Regions from separate parts of the Mus musculus genome. Here region 2 is linked to region 1. A link is a contact called in ENCODE Hi-C or POLR2A ChIA-PET data. All regions are on one chromosome and are shown on one strand. The core of a region is the stretch at or near the end of the contact, and the rest is flanking DNA. Distances in the headings are between cores, read along the strand shown. Region 1 overlaps Hepacam (hepatocyte cell adhesion molecule). Region 2 holds the start of Robo3 (roundabout guidance receptor 3).

Region 1 (2,779 bases), core at 140-2,639:
GAGGAAGTTGGAGAAGCAAAACTCCTTGGAATACATGGATCAGAATGATGACCGCCTAAAATCAGAAGGTAAGCTCCCAGCTACCCGTGGACCCAGCCCATCAGCATTCACATCAGAGAGACCTCCTGGGAAAAGGAAAAGAGGGCGATGAGGAATTATCAGAGTCAAGAGGGTGCAGGTACAGAATATAGGTGCTGGATGGTGTAGAGCAGTGGTTCTCAACCTGTGGGCCATGACCCTCTTGGGGTAGAATGACCTTTTCTCAAAGATCGTTACAAAACAGATATTTACGATTCGTAACAATAGCAAAATTACAGGTATGAAATAGCAACAAAAAATAATTTTATGGTTGGGGGTCATCACAACATAAGGAACTGCATTTAAGGGTTACAACATTAGAAAGGTTGAAAACCACTGATGTAGAAGATCTGTCCGTGGACCAGACTCCCTATTCTTTCCCTATGCAGCAGATACCCTACCCCGAAGTGGAGAACAGGAGCGGAAGAACCCAATGGCACTCTATATCCTGAAGGATAAGGTAAGCTACTCGGTCAATGAGAACCTACAGCATGCTAGGGAGCGTGTGACGTGGCCATTCCTTTGCAATGTTTGCAGAAATCTTTGTATTTCTGCAGTATTTTCAAAAATCCCCACTTAAGAAATTGGAAAATGAGACAGAGAGACAAAACAACGTGTGAAGGGCTAAACAAGCAAATGAGTGGCAGACCTGCCCATCACAATACAAGTGACGGTCACCGTACAATCTCATGGACCACCCTAGCTCCCACCATGTCCAGGCTATTCAAAAGACCTATTTGGTGGTCGCCAGAGCCCTTCCACTCTTCTCTGCTCACATGCAATAGACCTACTTGACAGAACTTTAAGAGGATAGACGAGGCTCTGAATCATGTTAACATTTACTGAGTACCTGCCACATGTCTGGGCCACAAGGTGTCGTCTGCCGTCTGCCGTCTAGTGGACGTGGCGGGTGTGGCTGGAAACTCCCGAGAGACACACTACACACACAACCTGTGCGTGCCTCTTTAGTCCCAGTCCCTAAAACAAAGAGCTCCCAGATTGGGTTCAGGGGACAACTGATCCTTGCGTCGCCTGTGTTTGCAGGATTCCTCAGAGCCAGATGAAAACCCTGCTACAGAGCCACGGAGCACCACAGAACCCGGTCCCCCTGGCTACTCCGTGTCGCCGCCCGTGCCCGGCCGCTCTCCGGGGCTTCCCATCCGCTCAGCCCGCCGCTACCCGCGCTCCCCAGCACGTTCCCCTGCCACTGGCCGGACGCACACGTCGCCACCGCGGGCCCCGAGCTCGCCAGGCCGCTCGCGCAGCTCTTCGCGCTCACTGCGGACTGCAGGCGTGCAGAGAATCCGGGAGCAGGACGAGTCAGGGCAGGTGGAGATCAGTGCCTGAGCCTCCTCGAGAGCCCTCTGCGGTTGCCCACGGTCTGCTGTCCGCGGCTGGGGGGGGAGGCTGAGAAGTCCTGATGCCTCTGGCCAGGAGTGAAAGGAGATCGTGGCCTGATCCCCGTTTAGGGTGCACACGCGTGTGAGTTTGCACAAATGGCTGATCTTGGTGTTAAACCCGGTTGCATGTGCGCTGGGTTTACTGGCTGTGTTCTCTGGCTGTGTTCTCAGTGGGTATGAGCTGTGCCCTCTTAGGACTACATAGATTATTAAATTTCTGGCCCAATCCCCTAAAGGATTTTATGGAAACTAACAGTAATTTTACCCAGTGAGACGATCCTATGCGCCCCCTGGCAGTGTTTATACTTCCCATCCACCTCCCAATCCCACATGCCTCTAACCCCTAAAGTCTGTGGTAGCCCCCCCCCCAGCCCAATTTAGAGGCCACTTACCCCCGAACACACATTGTCCTAAAACTAAAGACAAGTCTGATGCTGGTTCCTGGGTACACAGGGCCTGTTCTGATTACAAAGATGTCGTCTTAAGGACCTTTTCTGGACATCTGCTTCCCCATCTTTCCAGGTGATAAGAGTGAACCCCAGGTGCATTCCTAAGACCCTGGGAACTTGGGGCTAGGCCAGGACAAGCTATCAGGCCTCCAGTGGCCTCCCCAAAAGTGTGTCATACTGGTCTTCCTTCCAGTTTGCGTTCATGAGAATGTGGGTAGGCTTGTTCCTATAGAGACTGGTGTGGCCACTCACCGACGACCCAGCAAACTGCCCCTGACAAGGACCTGGTTTTAACCATTCATGCTCTTCTTCCTGACTGTTATTTTACAAAACAAGCTTTCAATCATCCCCAGGAAGGCTGAGAAGCTTCCTTGAGCTGTAAGAAAAAAATAAGATTCCACTCTCCAGAGAAACGTGGAAAGAGAAAGAAGCTTAACATGCCCCAACATGTCAAAGCAAGATGGCCAACCCCCTCGCCTCCTGCTTTCCACCTGCCGTGGTCCTAGATGCTCAGAACCCAGGACAGTGGACAGAGCTGTAAAAACAGCACATGAATAGATGAAAGACAAGAAGACCCGGGGCGGGGGGTGGGGGTGGGTGGGTTCTGTCCTCTCTCCCCTAATGTCCCCAGGGACCCTTGAATCTCTTGTCCCTCCTCGACTCGTACAACTTCATCTTTTCTTCTGCATCATCTCATGAACAACTTCCAAGACCCCATATCCATCACCTCCACACCAGAACACACTTCACCCCGGCCCTGCAGGCACCAAGATTTCTGGTTTGCCTGTGTCCCCTCACCCCACCAGCATGACTCTCAGTCCCCCCATCCTGATGGCCTTCTACCTGCTCACG
Region 2 (2,779 bases), core at 75-2,574, 48 kb after region 1:
ACACCCTTCTGATCCACGCTTTCCCTCTAATTCCTGCAGACACAGCCGAGGGCTCTCTTTCCCTGGAATTTCTTCCCTGTCATTCCTGGTCTCCAGAGATGCTTCGACAGCAGCCTAATGAATAGCTAATGGCCATGCAAATAGGGCTCTGGGGCTCCTCCCTTGCACCTGAGTACGGGGGGGGGGGGGAGAGAGAGAGAGAACGAGAGAGAGAGAGAGAGAGAGAGAGAGAGAGAGAGAGAGAGAGAGAGAGAGAGAATCCTTTCATCTTTTAGAGACTGCAAAGGTGGACCATGTCCAGAGTCCGGGGCCCTAGCCTAAGTTGGGCAGAGGCTTCCAGAGGGAGAGTTCCTGACGTAGCCAGCAGGGAGCGCGATCAGGCCTCTCTCCAGACTGCCTGCAGCGCTCAGGGGGGGCAGCGCTGTCTCAAGTTATTTATTAATCACTGTAATTAGCAGTAACGACCTCGCCATCGCTCTGCCAGGCTGGGTCAGCTGTGAGTCTCACTGGGGATACAAACTTAATACTAAGTTTCCTTGAGAAGATTGCTGACTTTGACCCTCCGCGTAAAAACACCTACAAAGTTGGGGGCTTTCCCACCCTTGCTCTGAGTGAGGTTTTTGAAAACTTTAGGTCCTGGAAGTGGCATCTGCTACTTGGGTGGATCACCTAGTGCCCGGTTTAGCCTTGGCCGACTGGCGACATCGTGCCCTGGTCTAACCTTCCTTCTTAGCTTGGAACTTGCCCTTTACATTTCTCCCACCTGGGGTGGGTGTGGTAGGTGGATAGTAGGAGAGATGAGGAGAAAGGGGCTCAGCAGCCCTCCACCACAGGCAAATACACCAACTCAGACGCTCCTTTGGGACCCCACTTCCCAGGAGGGCCCTGACAGGCGCCCCTGGGTCCTGGAAAAGGAGACCTTCCGTCTTCCCTTCCAAGCAGCCCTCTCATCCCGATCTCCAAATCTAAGGTCCCCATCGAACAGTCTCACCATTGAGAGAGGGATCTCCAGGAGGAAGCAGACTAGGGTTGAGCGCTGCCAGCGAGGAGTTGAAGCCGAAGAGTAGCTCGCTGGAGTTGGAGATGTCCCTGGCCAGGGAGTCCGCGAACAAGTTCATCTGTAGTAGTGTTTTAAGCAGGTAGCGCAGCATAGCGCAGCCCGCCTGGGTCTTGGGCAGGGGCCTCGGAGCCCAGCCCTTGGGTCTGGGACCCGCGGGCCGGGAGCCGTAAGCCCCTCCACAGCCTTTGCGCGCTGCGGCAGCCACGATGCCGCTGTCCTGCAGGCGTGCCTGGGTACCGGCCGTGCCTCTGCGCGGGCTGTCCTCCTTCGCTGGTTCTTCTCTCCACCCCCCCCCCCCCCAGTGCCAGAATCCCCTGGGAGCTGGGCGGGCGGAAAGCAGGTGCCACTCGGATCACGCCGTAATTAAGGGCTTAATCCGCCTTCCTCCATATCCCCACCTCCACCAGGATGGCCACTAACAGGGCCGCGCGCAAGTTAGAGTCCCCGCCCCACACTCCTCTCATCAAATGTTGCTCTGAACCTGGCGGGAGAGTCTCTCTCTCTCTCTCTCTCTCTCTCTCTCTCTCTCTCTCTCTCTCTCTCTCTCTCTCTCTCTCTCTCCCCCAAGACGCGGACTGAGCCTCTGTCAGACTCAGCCCTTCTTTCTAAAATTATAGCAGGAATTATTTCCTTTCTCGGACGTCAGGGAAACTGAGGCATTGGGAGAGCAGACACTGTTGAGCTCTCAATGTCCCAGCTTCCAGTGCCTTTCAAATTCTGGGTCCTGGAAACGTGAGCGCAGGGTGCTAGGATACCTGGGAGTGGGGGTGGAGGGGAAGAAGAGAATTCCACCGCTGGATCACCTCTCGCCCCACGTGCGCGTCCGATTCCTCCTAATCCTGTGGCTTGCCACTAGGAACCCACAGGGATACAGAGATCCAACTTGACCTGGAGTCCTGCTCCAGATGCGCCCCCCCCCCCGCCCCGTCAGGAAATCCTGCCGGGTGCTCAGAACTGAGTAAAATTGGAGGAGACCCCGAGAATCCAGGCAGCACGCACCTATTAGCATAGTGCATTGCTCCACTATGACGTGTTTTAGGAAGTTGTTTGACAGTTTTGAAGAGACCAAAAGTCTAGAACAAAGGAAGCAAAGTGTCACAGACCGGGTGAATGCCAAATTGTGTGAAACTGCTGGAACCAGATAACAGCTGTTTATCCTCCCGGTCGGGGTGAGGTGGGGTGGGGTGTGCAACAGGAAAACCAAAGCCCCGGTTCTGTCTCGAATAGGGGTTATTTTAGCCTTGGAGATGTTGCAGCCAACCATCTTTGCTTTTGCCCCTCTCCTGCACACACTTTCTCTAGACTGGAAATGATGTTGAATGTGGAGCAAGAGACCGTGGCTTTCCCATCCTGTAGGTTCTGTGGACAAGTAAGTGTTTGGATTGCTCTTAGGCTATGTAATCGTGCAGCGGCTGCTTCTGATATGTAAGGGGACACCTGCACAGGAAGACAGCTCAGAGCGCTATATGCTACTCAATTCCAGGGTGGAAGATGAAGCTGTGGCAGATTCCAAACCAAAAGCAGGTCAAGAGTAGAGGAACATGGCCCCACCAACCAGTTTGTCTCTACAATCCAGTGTCCTGCCCACGGAATTCTGGGGGCATTTAGTGCTTCGGAGTCCTCGGTCCAGGACCAGAGAGCTCAAGGTGGGATGAACTAAATGGTGAGGGCTGATGGGGCTCAACAATCCCACGGGACTTAGAGCCCTGGGAGCTGACA

What was found. Hi-C counts contacts between places; a loop is a spot of excess contacts on that map. ChIA-PET counts read pairs that join two places held with the same protein, here RNA polymerase II (POLR2A).
Region 2: a map of heart shows a loop between it and region 1 (3-fold over the local background). The contact joins the promoter of Robo3 here to the enhancer-like site in region 1. A Hi-C loop is called at or near these places in 1 of 37 maps with a recorded cell type or tissue (heart). POLR2A ChIA-PET finds 5 or more read pairs at or near these places in 3 of 5 experiments (Patski and embryonic stem cell).

What each region holds. Positions count from the first base shown.
Region 1 is chr9:37,383,387-37,386,165 of GRCm38, forward strand. Hepacam (hepatocyte cell adhesion molecule) reads left to right here. Exons shown (of 7, transcript NM_175189.4): 5 at 1-68; 6 at 468-538; 7 at 1,123-2,779. The coding sequence ends at 1,425. Among named protein-coding and RNA genes, the nearest start is that of Hepacam, 17 kb to the left of the region's middle. Within about 2 kb of position 1,390, at least 1 of the 3 ENCODE cell types and tissues checked has a DNase peak (open chromatin) inside an H3K27ac peak, as active enhancers do; it is heart, where a contact is called at or near this core.
Region 2 is chr9:37,431,851-37,434,629 of GRCm38, forward strand. It overlaps Robo3 (roundabout guidance receptor 3), which reads right to left and starts at 1,325. Exons shown (of 28, transcript NM_001164767.1): 1 at 992-1,325. The coding sequence starts at 1,151.